Linked DNA regions of Homo sapiens: region 1 is linked to region 2. The links are chromatin loops, found by intact Hi-C in ENCODE. Cell type or tissue: CD4-positive, alpha-beta T cell. All regions are shown on one strand.

Region 1 (8,000 bases), 120 kb after region 2:
TGTATTTTCAATAGCGATGGGGTTTCACCATGTTGGCCAGGCTGGTCTCAAACTCCTGGCCTCAAGTGATCTGCCCACCTTGGCTTCCCAAAGTGCTGGGATTACAAGCATGAGCCTCTGCGCTGGGCCTCTCTTCATTTCTAGAGAATAATGGAAGTGAATCCAGGAGACAGACTTCTCCACATTGTTAAAAGCTCCTCGGGCAGAGTGGAACTGCACGTGTTGCCACTTTGATTTTCTTTACTCCAAATACAAAGGTGTAACTTGGATTAAGATCGGGGCTTTCACGTCTTGCTGGAAAATAGTAAGCCATAATTTGTAACTCAGCTCCTCTTATTCACCACTTAAATTTTATTTATTTAATTTTCTTTTTTAGAGACAGGATCTTGCTATGTTGCCTGGGTTGGTCTCAAACTCCTGGGCTCAAGTGATCCACCTGCCTCAGTCTCCTGAATAGCTGGGACTATAGGCATGTGTCATCACACCCAGCTACGGCTTAAATTTTTAAGATTAGTTTGGCTAGTATATACATTATGCTCCAAATCACGAAAAAAAAGTATTCTTCCGGGGTAAAACCATGCAGTCTACTAATATAATCATCCTCAGTCTCATCCTGAAAGCAGGGATCATACAAACCTGCTCAGCCTGCATGTGTACCCCTGAACTTAAAAGCTGGAAATCAAAATAATAAATAAATAAATAAATAAATAAATAAATAAATAAATAAATAAATAAATGGGGAAAAAAGCAGGTATCCAACATATTTTAGACCTTAAAATCCCATTAATCCTGGTCCTCTCCTGAGAATTATAACAGAAGATTTGCTTTTCCAGGTAGAGGGTATCTGAGCAGTTGTGCAAGGCTGTGCTGTTGCTTACATTTCTGGAACCATGCGGTGACTGGCCAGTGTTGCATGGCTGACGTGTCCTCCTTCTCCTGACCTGGAGCTCCTGGGCTGCTGTGCTCCTGGTGCATACACCATACAGTGCTAGTACTCTTGCTCTTTCCTCCTAAAAATAGACTCCTAAAACAGTCCTAAAATAGACTCCTCGGCTTCTCTCCTTTTTGACTTTTTTTCCACGAGACTCCTCTGAGCTTGTCCCCAGTTTTGCTTTAGACTCCTGAAATATTTATTTGTTTTTTAATATCTTAACTTTTATTTTAGGTTGAGGGGTACACGTGCAGGTTTATTATATAGGTAAACTCACAACTCGGGTTTGGTGTACAGATTATTTCGGACTTCCGAAATGTTGAAATAATACTCATTTAAATGAGGTTGTCCATTGGTAAGAAGAAAAATCACTCCTGCAACCCTGACAGACTGTTTCTCCTGACCTTTAAAAGACCTTAATGGGTACATTGTTTTGTTTGTTCCGCTCTGCCCTGGTTGAGGGCAATGTGACATTTGCATTATCTCTCTAGGCCTCTGCTTGATTATGTTGCTATAAATTACTGTCTGTCCTGAACAGAGTCCATCTAACTGAGTGTCCTGCTGCCTGTAGGAAGAGAGAGAGAGAGACAGAGACAGGGAGAAACAGAGAGAGAGAGAGACAGAGACAGGGAGAGACAGAGAGAGAGAGACAGAGACAGGGAGAAACACAGAGAGAGAGAAAATAGTTTTCTGGAAAAGAGAAAAGAAACATAATTTGGATTCATGTCTAGACAGAGATAGGGAGAAAAAGAGAGAGAAAGAGAGAGGGGGCAGGTGAGGGGCGGAATAGTTGTCCAGAAAAGAGAAAAGAAACATAATTTAGATTCACATCTTTGTCATTTCCATTTGCTCTAACGCTTAGCCTACATTCAGTTACCTAAAGTGGTCCTATAGCCCTCTCTTCTGGAACCCCATTCATCTCAGATAATACTTCTGTCATTGGCATTGAGGAGGTGAAACTTCAAGTGGTATTTACATTTGATTCCCTTCAGCTTTGTGACCCTTAGGATCCAGATATCTGCCTACTTTGTAGATGTGATATTTATGTTCTGCTGATTTTCAGTGAACAGTGCTCAATTTTGGGGAAAGCAGATCGGGAGCTACCATTCCTGTCTGAGCCTTCTCCTGGAGGCCGGGAGGGTGTCAGGACTTAGCAGGGAAAAGAGCTCCCTGCCTCCAGGAGAAAGGTTTATGGAAGAGTCTTCCTGCCTTCAGGAGTGGGTTCTCCTATCCTGTGAGTCCTTCTCTTCAAATATAACTTTTCCAAGTTAATTTTTTTGAATAGAGAAATTAGCATGTGTGACTTTTATGCAGAAGAACTTAGGAAAGAGATTATTTATATAATAATATAGGCAAAAAATGCTACAAACTCATCCAGCTGGGTTACATTCTAATTTGACCAATGAGCTGAGTCAAGTAGCATTCTTTTTTTGTTTTTTTAATTAAAAGTACTTGTCCTCAATGTGAAAAAACAATCTACAGAAGTACAGATGTTTGAGAAGAGTAATGGTAATGAAAACAGTAGTTAGTATTAATCAAGCTTAGTAGCACTTTGCCTGGATTGCCTCATCCCATCCTCTTACAGTTCTGTGGGCTAGATACTGTTGTGCAAAGGTCTTTGGTAAAGATCTGTTTGATGTTTTTCACCCTGTGTCTTAGTCTATTTGGGCTTCTATAACAAAATACTGTAGATTATGTGGCTTATAAGCAATAGAATATTATTTCTTACAGTTCTAGAGGCTGGGAAGTCCAAGATCAAGGTGCTAACAGATTCAGCATCTGGTGAAGACCACTTCCTGGTTCACAGAGGGCACCTTCTAGTTGTGCCTTTACATGGTGGAAGGGGCAGGGGGGCTTTCTGGGGTCTCCTTTATGAGTTCCATTCATGAGGACTCCTCCTTCATGACCTAATCATCTCCCAATGGCCCTATGTCTTAATACTATCACCTTGGAGGTTAGGATTTCAACATATGAATAGGGGAACACATTCAGATGATAGCAGGCTACCCTTCTCAAACTTATTAGAAAATGGAGTCCTTTTTTTTCATGGAAGCCCCACAACCATCCCTGAGAACATAGGTGGTATTCTGCAGACACAGTTTGGGAAATAAGAGAAGTCTACCTCTACACTGCTGGCTAGGGGTTGAGCTGGGAACAGACACATTTGCCTCCCCTTTGTACTATCTAGCTTTCCAGATTCTTCCCGCTAGTTGTGTTGATGGTGATTTGGGATTGTTCTTTCACATTCAAAGCTAGGGCTATACACTAATTCATTCATTCTCATTCACTAAAAAATATCTACCATCACACTGTGCCAGGAGACCATAGCTAGAACAGGGTCCCTGCCTCTGGGAAGTCCCCGTGCCATAAGAAAACAAACACAGATATTCAATGGGAGGTAAGACCTGCCAAGTACCATCTACTGAGCACTGCAGAAGCTGTGGTGGGGGCTGGCCAGCTCTACCTGGGGAACTGGGGAAGGCTTCCTAGGGGAGGGGATGGGCACAGCGTCCCCAGGGAGCACCAGGTGAAGAAAACTGGGAAGCAGAGAGTTGAGAATGTGTTTGGCAGCATGTGAGTGCCAGGGCTTTCAGCAGTGGGGGCTGGTGGAGGAGCACAGATGGCCTTTAAAGTCAACTCTGAGTCACTCTCTGAAATTACAGAAATTCAAAGAGAAGGATCTGGAAATCCTCCAACAAGTTATTTGACCTTCTGGTCTCTCAATAACCATTTGGTATCTAGCTGATAAATGGAAATTCTCTGCAAAATTGTGTTATACAGGAAAAGTTGCAGAAAAATTGTTAGAGAAAGAAAATCATTCTCCTGCCTTCACCTGTAAACCATAGAGCTCACATTTTTCCTAAGGGGCTTTATGCTAGCAACTTGCCCCTGGATTCTCCATTCATGCCTCAATCTACTAACATGACCGATCGGAGGTTAAATAAAACTTCCAAAGCAGGACCAGGAGTTATTCAGCTTCACTATGTAACAGTGGTTGAGATAGAAACTATTTTCTGTCTATTTTTTTTTCTCGTTGCCTTGACAACTGGTTGTTTTTTTTTTTTAAGCTTTTGATTTTTTTCAACAACATGAGCTGCTTCCTTTGGTTGAGCTGAGACATGTGTACAGATTTATATCTTATTCAGAGAGTCTCTAGTGTAAATGTTTACGAGATACCAATTTTTTATTTTTCAGAATCTTCAGTGTTGAACAGAGTAGATAATTGCACAAAACTGTTAGCCTGCCTGATTAACCAAACAAAGGCAAATCAGTAGTGATTTTCCATGTCTGATGTCAAATACTGTAAAAAATGATTCCAATTCATTTTTACACAATATCATGGAATATTTTAATATTTGGCTTTTTAATGTCCCTGACCAGGTCTGTGTGAAAGTTGTTTCCATATACCAGAAGTGCATGTCCTCCTTCCTGCACTCCCCCTTGCTCCCATGGCTCTAGCCACAGTGGCCTCTCATCCTTGCAAAGCTGTTCCCATCTCATGGCCTTTGCCATTTCCTCTGCCTGGAATCTGCCTACCCCGGATATTCGCATTGCCCGCTCCCTCCTTGCATTTATGTCTCTGATTCAATGCCACCTTCTCCTCCTGGACCTTCCTGTCTAAAACACCATCCTTACTTGTCACTGGCCAGTCAGGACGTGGGAGGATCCCTCTCTGGAAAAACAGTTCAGTCATCCTATATGAAACTCCCCAGACCATAAGCCCTACCCATAGCAAGAGCTTCCAATGAGCATTTTAATGCCTCACCCTTAGATTTGAACTCACAGCCAAAAATCACCAGCTATTTGAGGAAATCCCCTATTACAAAATATAGAGACCAAGACTGATAAATAAAGAACTTAAAAGAAACAGAGACAAGGATGGAGCAGGAGAAATCTGCAACAAAACAAAACAAACAAAAAAATGGAAAATGGGGCAATGGGGCAGAGGAAGGCATCCTAGAAATCATACAAGAAATATAGGAGTGGAACTGAGTGGGGCCCAGGTCAGCAGCTATGGAGCAAGCCTGGAGGGCAGCCAGGCCAACTGGAGCAATAGGACAGAAGATTCTCCGGGAGGGCTGGGGTCCTGAGGAGCTATCGCAACAGGCTACATGTGGAAATTTGTATTGAGAGGCTATTGGAGGGTATGGGTAAAATTAGGATACAGTTGACTCTTGAACAACAGAGGGGTTAGGAGTATTGGCCTCCCCTCCGCCCACCACCTGCAATAATTTTTGACTCTCCAAAACCTTTTTTTTCTTCCGCTTTTATTGTAAGCTCAGGGTTACCTGTGCAGGATGTGCAAGTTTGTTACATAGGTAAATGTGTGCCATGGTGGTTTGCTGCACACATCATCCCATCACCTAGGTGTTAAGCCCAGCGTCCATTAGCTGTTCTTCCTGATGCTCTCCCTCCCCCCACACACCCCCCACCTCCAACAGGCCCCGCTGTGTGTTGTTCCCCTCCATGTGCCCATGTGTTCTCATCATTCAGCTCCCACTTATAAGTGAGAACATGCGGTGTTTGGTTTTCTGTTCCTGCATTAGTTTGCTGAGGATAATGGCTTCCAGTTCTATCCATGTCCCTGCAAAGGACATGATCTCGTTCCTTTTTATGGCTGCACTGACTCCCCAAAACTTTAACTACTAACAGCCTGCTGTTGACCAGAAGCCTTACAGATCATATGAACAGTGGATTAACAACATAAATAGATTAGTATCTACATATGTTTTACACATTCATGACATACCTAATTTTTCTTATTTTTTTGATATTTTTAGGCTACGCAATTTGTCTGCAAGTTTTTTCAAATTGTTGCAAATCTCCAAAACATTTTCCAATATGTTTATTGAAAAGAATTCTCATATAAGTGGACCTGCACAGTTCAAACCTACCTTGTTCAAGGATCAGCTGTAGTTACAAAACAAAGCAGGCAAAGACGGAAAAAAAATACCTATTTACCACAGAAGCAATAACATTGTACAGTAAATGAAACGTAGTACATTTAGTAGCGATCAATCTTTGTATAGTTATGATAGTATAAACACTGAATATTGCTCTAATAAAAATTGGATATGAGCATATTTAGAGAATGGGGCAAGGGAAGCACCTGTGTATCTGTGCATATATGAGTTTGTGTGCATGTGTGTGCCTGAGACTTATATGCTTACCTGCTGTAATAGGATGTCAACACATAATGTCTAAAACTGATACATTATCATATATGAGCATATTAATTAGACATATAAAGATTTTAAAAGCCAAAAGGAATAGTAAGTTGGAGTGGTAGATTATGGGAAATGGAAAGGAGAATGGAAGGAATAGAAAACTTCTTTTTCATTGTAAGACTTTTAGTCTCATCTGACTTTTAAAAGCTATGAGTATATATTATGTAGATAAAAATAAAAATTAGTTATGAATTAAAAGATAAATTTTGGCAGGGTGCAGTGGCTCATGCCTGTAATCCCAACACTTTGGGAGGCCAAGGCAGGCAGATCACCTGAGGTCAGGAGTTCAAGACCAGCCTGACCAACATGGCAAAACCCCATCTCTACTAAAACTACAAAAATTAGCCAGGCATGGTGGCAGGTGCCTGTAATCCCAGCTACTCGGGAGGCTGAGGCAGGAGAATTGTTTGAGTCTGTGAGGTGGACGTTGCAGCGAGGCAGAGGTTGCAGTGAGCTGAGACGGCGCCACTGCACTCCAGCCTGGGTGACGGAGCGAGACTCTGTCTCAAAAATAAATAAAGAATTAAAAATAAAAGATAAATTTTAAGCAGCCCTGCTTCTGTGTACATGTCACTGATAGTTTGATGTGCATTTGATTAATATTAAATTTTGTCCAGCATGTGGCTGATGTCCTTGTCAGGCTCATGTGTTTAACTAAACCCATTTTAACTTGCTCCTGGAGTAATTAACTCAGACTCACCTTGCTGGAAGTCATGCTGAAGATATCTATCATTTCCTCCTACACCATGGAGATAGATTGGACTGTGGCTCATGCTAGTTGAGGTTGTATGCTTATTAGAAATGGAGTAGATGCATGTGATATTAAATTGAGCTCTTTAATTTCTTTAGATTTAATGACGTACCTTTGTCATGTACTTAATCTTCAGCAAATATTTACCCTTCCAAAACTGGCAGATTTGCATTTTACAACTTGTCATGTCAAATGAAATATTTTCTCTTTTCTTTGCCCCTAGAAGGATTTCTGCTCAAAATTATAATCTTTTAAAAAATAGCTGACACATTCTCCTTTGTGGGGAATATTCAACATTTCTATCCTGTGATTTGAAACTGACCCTTCTCACTTCTCTCCAGCTTTAGCCTATACATATTGATATATTTATTTTGGATACAGTTTAATGTTTTTATTCTTATATCTGGGTCATAGAGAGATGAATGGGTAAATGAAGAGATGGATGAATGGATAAATTAGATAGAAAGATAGATAGATAGATAGATAGATAGATAGATAGATAGATGATAGATAGACAGATAGACAGAAAAGCAGACCAAAGTATACCACAGATGTGTGGAAGTACATGTTCAGATAACAGAAAATACACTGCAAGCTTTAGTCTCAAGCTCCCTAGACCATAAAAGCTTATAGAATGGTCAGCTTTCCAAAGCAGAGGCTAAATAACTGTCATTCTGTTGCATCCAACATAGCTTCCCAAACTTTGTTGATGTAGGATTAGTAAGATGTTCCATTAGAAACTCCTAAAATAACTTCAGGATGCTTTTAAGTATTCTTTTCATTTGTGCCATGGAACTAATGTGAGGAGCTGGCAGTTGGAGGTGGTTATCGAAGCCTGGGAATGGATGTCTCCAGTCACTGTTTGGTGGAAGAACCTTTTTCAGGTTGTCCCTGCGCCCCCACAATACTTGAGAACACTTTCTAGACCAGAATAAAATGCTCAAGTAAATTAATGACATCTGTTTGCATTTTGAAGATGAGAAACTGTGAGACTTTTAATTCCTAGAGGTAATAGCAGGATAATTGAGTACAGTAAATTAGAAGTTGCTATTTATGAGCAAAAGTATGTATGACTAGAGACTTCATCCCC
Region 2 (8,000 bases):
GAGTTCGAGACCTGCCTGGGCAGTATAGTGAGACCCCCCATCTCTAATAATAATAATAATAATAATAATAATAATAATAATAATAATAAAAATAATAAAAAGTTAAACTACTCTAGGTGCAGATTTTGGGGGCACAAGGATTTGCTGTGCACAAGCTGGGACATAGCTGCCTGTCCTGAAAACGGAGGGGTCTTGTCCACTTTCCCACCATACGCTGTGGTCATCCTTTTGACAGTCCACTCCATTGATGGAACAGATAAATCAGAAGGCCTGCTGGAAGGAAACCAATTGTTCAACTCTGCTTTTGCAAAAGAATTCAAGTCATTTAAGGTTAGCCTTAAAATAGAACACCCCAGTAATGTGATCAACATGGAACAAAAGCTTCAGGAGAGACAGGAGGTCAGAGAGAAAATGATACCTCTGGTCGGCAACCCTGCAGAGACTTCCAGGAATAAGCAGGTAGCAGGCTCAGAAATGCCACTGATATCTGATGTGCCAGCAGTTTCCAAAGACCCTGGATGTTCCTTGATTCTTTACTACTTTTTTGTGTCACCAAACACTGACTCTTACATAAGACAATTTCTGAACAGAAATTGAATATAATCTCATTAATTAGATAGGGGAGATGAATTGCAATGTAAACTTAGTGAAGAATTGGTACCTAGACAAAAGAAGGGAGTGTGAGCTCACCAAGGGTATCCACAGTCAAATTACTTTGTCTGTTGGGGTGGGCTGCTTAATTGGTGTTTTATTCTTTTGTTTATTATTGATGGTTGTGAACAGGGTCTCACTCTTTATCTTTTCTTCTTCCAAGACTTGTGTTAAATATATACTAGACCTTCTCACACTGTCTTCCAGGTCTTCTCTCATTCTGATCTGAATTTATTTTTATTAGTCTTACGTGTCTTTTATCCCCTAATTTACTCATAATGGATATTAAAAGTTGAAACAAGTTAAAGACATGTCCCATACTTCTAGAAATATGCTTAATGTAATCAAACATTGAATTTTCTCCTTGATTTTTAGGTATTCTACCCTTACAGCTACAAAAACACTTCTACTCTTAGAAAAGAAGAAGAATGCCGGGCGTGGTGGCTTACACCTGTAATCCCAGCAATTTGGGAGGCCAAGGCAGGAGGATGGTTTGAGCCCAGGAGTTCAAGACCAGGCTGGGCAACATACCTACTAAGACCTCATCTCTAAAAAATTGCATGGCATGAACCCAGGAGGCGGAGCTTGCAGTGAGCCGAGATCGTGCCATGGCACTCCAGCCTGGGCGACAGAGCAAGACTCCATCTCAAAAAAAAAATAAAAAATTACATGGCCGCGCACAGTGGCTCACACCTGTAATCCCAGCACTTTGGGAGTCCGAGGTGGGTGGATCACGAGGTCAGGAGATCGAGACCATCCTGGCCAACATGGTGAAACCCTGTCTCTACTAAAAATACAAAAATTAGCTGGGCATGGTGGCACGCACCTGTAATCCCAGCTACTTGGTAGGCTGAGGCAGGAGAATCACTTGAACCTGAGAGGCAGAGGTTGCAGTAAGCTAAGATCACGCCACTACACTCCAGCCTGGGCGACAGAGTGAGACTCCATCTCAAAAAATACATACATACATATATACATACATACATGCATGCATAAAATAACTTTGTTGTTGTAAATCTGAAATCCTCTAACCTCTAATCTTCATCATGACATTGAAACAATTGTCTCCCTTTATATTTTAATTCTGTTAAGATTCCATGTGACATTATTATTTTGTTTTTGTTTGTTTGAGATGGAGTTTCACTCTCTTGCCCAGGCTGGAGTGCAACAGTGCGTTCTGGGCTCATTGCAACCTCTGCCTCCCGGGTTCCAGCAATTCTTGTGCCTCAGACTCCCAGATAGCTGGAATTATAGGTACGTGCCACCATGCCCAGCTAATTTTTGTATTTTTAGTAAAGACGGAGTTTCACCATGTTGGCCAATCTGGTCTTGAACTCCTGACCTCAAGTGATCCTTCTGCCTTGGCATCCGAAAGTTCTGGGATTACAGGCATGAGCCACTGCACCCCGCCTATTTTTGTTTTGTATACTGAATGCTTATTTAAAATTACTCACATATATAGCAATTATTTGCTCTTTATTCCTTCTTGCACCTCTGATTTTCATTTTGGATCATTTTCATTCTCCCGAAATAATGCCTGTTAGATTTTCCTTTAATGCATGTTTGCTGGTGGTTGAAGTCTTCTTGTTCAGTTTGTCTAAAATGTTTTTATGTTGCCTTTTACCCCCAACTTGTACTTGTAATTGCCTTTGTTCTGGAAGGATACTTTTGTCGTCAGTAGGATTCTACATTGGCAGTTATTTTCTTTCAGCCAACTGAAGATATAATTCCATTCTCTTCTAGCTCCTGTAAATAAGTCTTTTGAAAGGAATCTCTTTTTCCTGTGAATACTTTAAAATTGTTCTCTTTGGTTTCTGAAGTGTCTTCATAACATATCTAGGCGTTAATTTAAAAAAATTTATACTCTTTGGGATTTGTTAGGCTTCATGAATCTGTGGGTTGATGTCCTTCATTAGTTCCAAGAATTCTTAGGTATATATTTTTTCAAATGTTGCTTCTGCCTCATTCTTTGTCTTTTCTTCTTCTAAGACTCGGGTTAAATATATACTAGACCTTCTTCCATTATCCTCTAGATCTCCTCTCAAGTCTTGTGTGCTTTATGTCTTTTTGTCTTTCCGCGCTATATCCTGGATAGTTTCTTCTGACCTATCTTCTACTTTATGAATTATCCTTTCAGTTGTATCAAATATGTTTATTCCATCTGCTATGGACTGAATTGTGCACCCCTATATTCATATGTTGAAGCCCTAACCCACAATATGACTGTGTTTGGAGACAGGTCCTATATAAGGAGGTAATTAAGATTAACTTCAGTTATAAGGGTGGGTACCTGTTCTGATAGGATTCATGCACTTAAAGCAGAGACACCAGAAAGCTCACTTTCTCTCTCTCTGCCATGCAGAGAGAAGGTGGCTATTTGCAGCCTCATTAGAAACCCTAGCAGAACCTTGATCTTGGACTTTCCAGCCTCTAGAATGGAGTCTCCCTCAGAATTATTGTCTGATAAAATAATTTATGTTTTTAAACCACACAATCAGCTGGGTGCAGTGGCTCATGCCTGTAATCCCAGCACTTTGGGAGGCCAAGGTGAATGGATCACTTGAGTCCAGTAATTTGACACCAGCCTGGACAATATAGCAAAACCTCATCTCTACAAGAAATGACAACAACAACAACAAAATTAGCCGGGAGTGGTGGCACACACCTGTAATACCAGCCACTTGGGAGGCTGAGGCACAAGAATCATTTGAACCTAGGAGGCAGAGGTTGCAGTGAGACACGATCAGGCCACTGCACTCCAGTCTGGGTGACAGAGTGAGACTCAAAAGAAAAAGTAAAATGTTTTTTAAAAATGAAAGAATAGGCATTTAAACTTTTACCCGGGAAATTTCTTTTTCTTTCTTTTTTTCTTTTTCTTTTTCTTTTTTTTTTTTTTTTTTTTTTTTTTTTTTTTTTTTTGAGGCAGGGTCTTGCTCTGCCCCGAGGTTGGAGTGCAGTGATGTGATTATGGCTCCCTGCAGCCTCAACTTCCCAGCCTCAAGTCATCTTCCCACCTCAGCTCCTGAGTAGCTGGAACTACAGGCACATACCACATGCCCAGCTAACTTTTTTATTTTTTGTATAGATGGGTCTTACTATATTGCCCAGGCTGGTCTCGAGTTCTTTGGCCGCAAGAGATCCTCCCACCTCAGCCTCCCAAGGTACTGAGATTACAGGTGTGAGCCACTGTGCCTGGCCAGAACTCTCACTATACAGTCCTATCCATTTACAGCCCTTTGCCTACATGTCCTTAGATCTGTGTTTCCCAGATTTTCCCATAAATTCCCTGCAACCTTCCTTTTGACCTTGAGTGCTCTACACAGTCATCCCATTTCTAGTTCATCTATAGGAATAGTGGAGTTGACAGCAAATAATGTTTTTCAACTGCTTGAATATTAGAGTCCTTCTCCCTTGTACAGCAATATATGTCTATGATGAAGCTTAGTAAAATAGCTGTAGAACGAATTCGGAGATAAAATTACAGGAACTCTATAACAGCACATGTGGCTTTTCTCTGTCTCTGAATCTACCTCTTCTGGAAATGAACAGGAGTAACTTAGGTGAGCTCACAAACATAGCTACTACCATGCAGTATGTACCCTTACACCACCCCTGCCCCCACTCCCACTGTAGTTTCCTGGGCTTTAGTCTGTTCTAAGTTCTTTGATGCTTGTGAAGCTACTTCTGCTGACTTTGTTGACACTGACATTGTTACCATGGTTACCAGGGAAGTCAGACAATATACTGAAGGGGAGTTGCTTCCTGCCCTAACCAGGACAAAGACACTATAACCTTTGAGGTTGCTGGTGTATCCGTGTCCTCAGTGAAGAATTCATGTATGAGCTGAGGTTGCCAAAGAAGCAGGGAAGCTTTCTTCCCCCTCCTTTGCCTCACACTCTGTTACACTGAGTTAGAAGACATTTACCTGTGAAAACCACAATGACACACTGTTCTACCTAAGAGGCTGGCAAGATCAAAATGACTGATAAACTGTATCAGAAAGGGCGTGGAAAAACAGATATTGTTGGTGGAATGTAAATGGACATAATCTCTTTAGGAGAACAATTTGGGCATCCATACCGTTTGATGGAGCAACTTTATCCCTAATTTATAGCGCAACGTGTGCAAAACAAGCACATGGATAGAATAGTCAATGTGGCAGCATCTGTAAGTCGAAGATTAGAAACAATGGGACAGCACACTCAGTGTGGCCTTTCCATGTGCCATTGGCTCCACTCCCAGTTCACCTGCAGCCAGGGAGGAAGGTTCTGTATGTGCTGACAAGGCTCCCCACCTCAAGCCACCTGCAGCACCCTCAAGGGAAATCTTCAACCAGTGATAATGAAAGATGACGCATGTCTTAGTCTACTCAGGCTGCCATAACAAAATACTAAACACTATGTGGCTTAAACAACACAATTTTATTTGCTCACAGTTCTTGATTCTAGAAGTCCAAGATCAAGATTCTGGCTGATCTGGTTTCTGATGAAGGCTTTCTTCCTGGCTTGCAGGAAAGGCCATGTGAGGAGGTCTTAGTGAGAAGGCCTTAGTGCATGCACATGGGAAGAGAGAGCAAGCTGTCCAGTGTCTTTTCTCATAAGGGCACTAATCCTATCAGATCAGGGCCCCACCCTTATGATCTCAGATAACCTTATGCTTGACCCTTGAACAACACAGGGGCTAGGGACATCAACCCCTCACACAGTTGAAAACTCACATATAACTTTTGATTCCTCAAAAACTTAACTACCTCAAGGAATTAGGACATGGAAAAATAAAACTAACTACTAATAGACCATTGTTTGTTGACCAGAAGCCTTATAGATGGCCTTACAGATAACATAAACAGTTGGTGTGTGTTATATGTATTATATACTGTATTCTTACAATAAAGTAAGCTAGATAAAGAAAACCATAAAGAAGAGAAAGTATATTTACTATTCATTAAGTGGAAGCAGATCATCATAAAGGTCTTCATTCTTGTCTGAGTGTTGAGTAGGCTGAGGAGGTGGAGGAGGAAGAGGAGGGATTGGTCTTGCTGTCTCAGGGGTTGCGGAGGTGAAGGAGGTAGAAGGGGAAGCAGGAGAGGCACACATGGTGTTAATTTTTATTGGAAACATTCCACATATAACGGGACCCAAGTAATTCAAACCAGTGTTGTTCAAGGGCCAACTGTAATTACAAAAGGTCTAATCTCTAAATATTAATACATCCTCACTGGGGTTTAGGTTCCTAATATATACATTTAGTTGGGGGATACATAGACATTCAGTTTATAACTGCATGTAAATACCACAGCTTTCCAGTCTTTTGGTGTGATGTTTCTGAGGCTTCTTCTACCCATTCTCTCAGAGGGGCCCCATTGAGCTAGGGCTGTCCTAAGTGGGGACTTATTTATTAATCTACCCTTTTGTGAGTCTCCTCCCTTCCCTCTCACTGGGCTTCCTGGGATCTCCTTCCAAATAAATGACCTGTACCCAAGTCCTTGTCTAAGGGTCTTTTTTTTTTGGGAGAATGGGACAAATGTTTCAAATCACCAGTCATTTGAATCTAAAGTTATTCCTACAAGAGCTGCTATGGTCTGAATGTTTGTGTTGCTCCCTGCTCTCCCAGTTTCCGTGTTGAAATTGAATCACCAATATGATGCTATTAGGAAGTAGAGCATTTGGGAGGTGAGTAGATCATGAGAGTAGAACCCTCATGAATAGGATTAGATCTTTTATTTTTATTTTTATTTTCAGACAGGGTCTCACACTGCCACCCAGCAGGCTGGAGCACACTGGCGTGATCTCAGCTCACTGCAACTTCCGCCTCCTGGGCTCAAGCAATCCTCCTGCTTCAGCCTCTTGAGTAGCTGGGTCTACAGGTACACACACCACACCCAGCTAATTTTTGTATTTTTTGTCGAGACAGGGTTTTGCCATGTTGCCCAGGCTGGTCTCAAGCTCCTGAGCTCAAGCAAATCTGCCTGCCTCAGTCTCCCAAAGTGCTGAGATTACAGGCGTGAGCCACCGCGCCTAGCCTGGATCTCTTATAAAAGAGATCTCAGAGAGTTAGCACATCTGTTCCACCATGTGAGGACACAGCTATAAGGTGCCATCTATGAATCAGGGCCTCACCAGACACTGAATCTGCCAGCACCTTGATCTTGGACTTCACAGCCTCTGGAGCTTTGAAAAATAAATATCTGTAGTTTATAAGCTACCCAGATTATTATATGTTGTTATAGCAGCCTAAGCAGACTAAGAAGGTATTCAGTCCTGCAGGTTGTCCCATATTCCTAGTACTGTGGTTGAAATTGTTATATATTGGTTCCTGTCAAACGCCAGCTCATACAGCAGCGTGGGAGAGACTGGAATTGAAGAGACTCTGGAAATTGGTCTGCCCTGAACAGGGAATGAGGCAGGAAACAGGAAGACAGACCCAGTGGCAAGTACCAAGAGCCCAGTCTAGAGGAAAGAAGACCATATCCACCGGGCACATCGGGGCAAAAGCAGGGCTCCCGTCTCCCACCAAACCTAGAAGGTCCTCATAGATGAGTGGAACATCCATCTACTCTTGAAGAAACGAGGCAGAATTTGAAACTTTGAAACACATTCTAACAAATTGTGATTGAAAAGTTAGATTTAGAGAATTACAACCATATCTGTTCTGACTTTTTTTTTTTTTTTTTTTTTTTTTGAGACGGAGTCTCGCTCTGTCACCCAGGCTGGAGTGCAGTGGCGCGATCTCGACTCACTGCAAGCTCCGCCTCCCAGGTTCACGCCATTCTCCTGGCTCAGCCTCCTGAGTAGCTGGGATTACAGGTGCCCGCCACCACGCCCAGCTAATTTTTTGTATTTTTAGTAGAGACGGGGTTTCACCATGTTAGCCAGGGTGGTCTTGATCTCCTGACCTCGTGATCCACCCACCTTGGCCCCGCAAAGTGCTGAGATTACAGGCGTGAACCACCGCACCTGGCCTAACATTTTAGTTTTCTTATTCTTTTTTTTTATTTTTATTTTTTGAGACAGAGTCTTGTTCTGTTGTCCAGGCTGGAGTTCAGTGGCAAGATCTCTGGTCACTACAAACTCTGCCTCCCGGGTTCTTGTGCCTCAGCCTCCTAAGTAGCTGGGACTACAGGCATGCACCACTATGTCTGGATAATTTTTTGTATTTTTAGTAGGAATGGGGTTTCACAATATTGCCCAGACTGGTCTCGAACCTCTGAGCTCAGGCAATCTGACCACCTCGGCCTCCCAAAATGCTAGGAGTGCGGGCGTGAGCCACCGTGCCCCGCCAGTGTATCATTTTGTGCCTATCTTTTTCCACTCACCATGCTAGTGAGGTTCATCTGTGTTGTGTGTATA

Evidence for each region. Hi-C counts contacts between places; a loop is a spot of excess contacts. Peaks named below come from ENCODE experiments on the same cell type or tissue, not always from the same donor. Only the 100,000 strongest peaks of a DNase experiment are listed, where the experiment ranks them.
Region 1: it touches region 2 in a loop (1.9-fold over the local background); 3 of 110 quality-filtered maps call a loop at or near these places.

What each region holds. Positions count from the first base shown.
Region 1 is chr20:5,832,112-5,840,111 of GRCh38, forward strand. All of the region lies in intron 2 of SHLD1 (shieldin complex subunit 1), which reads left to right. Among named protein-coding and RNA genes, the nearest start is that of CHGB, 75 kb to the right of the region's middle. In CD4-positive, alpha-beta T cell, no CTCF peak of the experiment used is centred here; DNase peaks (open chromatin) are centred at 3,540, 3,980 and 4,700; H3K27ac peaks cover 2,315 bases.
Region 2 is chr20:5,710,376-5,718,375 of GRCh38, forward strand. No RefSeq gene overlaps it. Among named protein-coding and RNA genes, the nearest start is that of SHLD1, 36 kb to the right of the region's middle. RefSeq lists a silencer at 4,208-4,502. In CD4-positive, alpha-beta T cell, no CTCF peak of the experiment used is centred here; DNase peaks (open chromatin) are centred at 3,806 and 4,396; H3K27ac peaks cover 2,977 bases.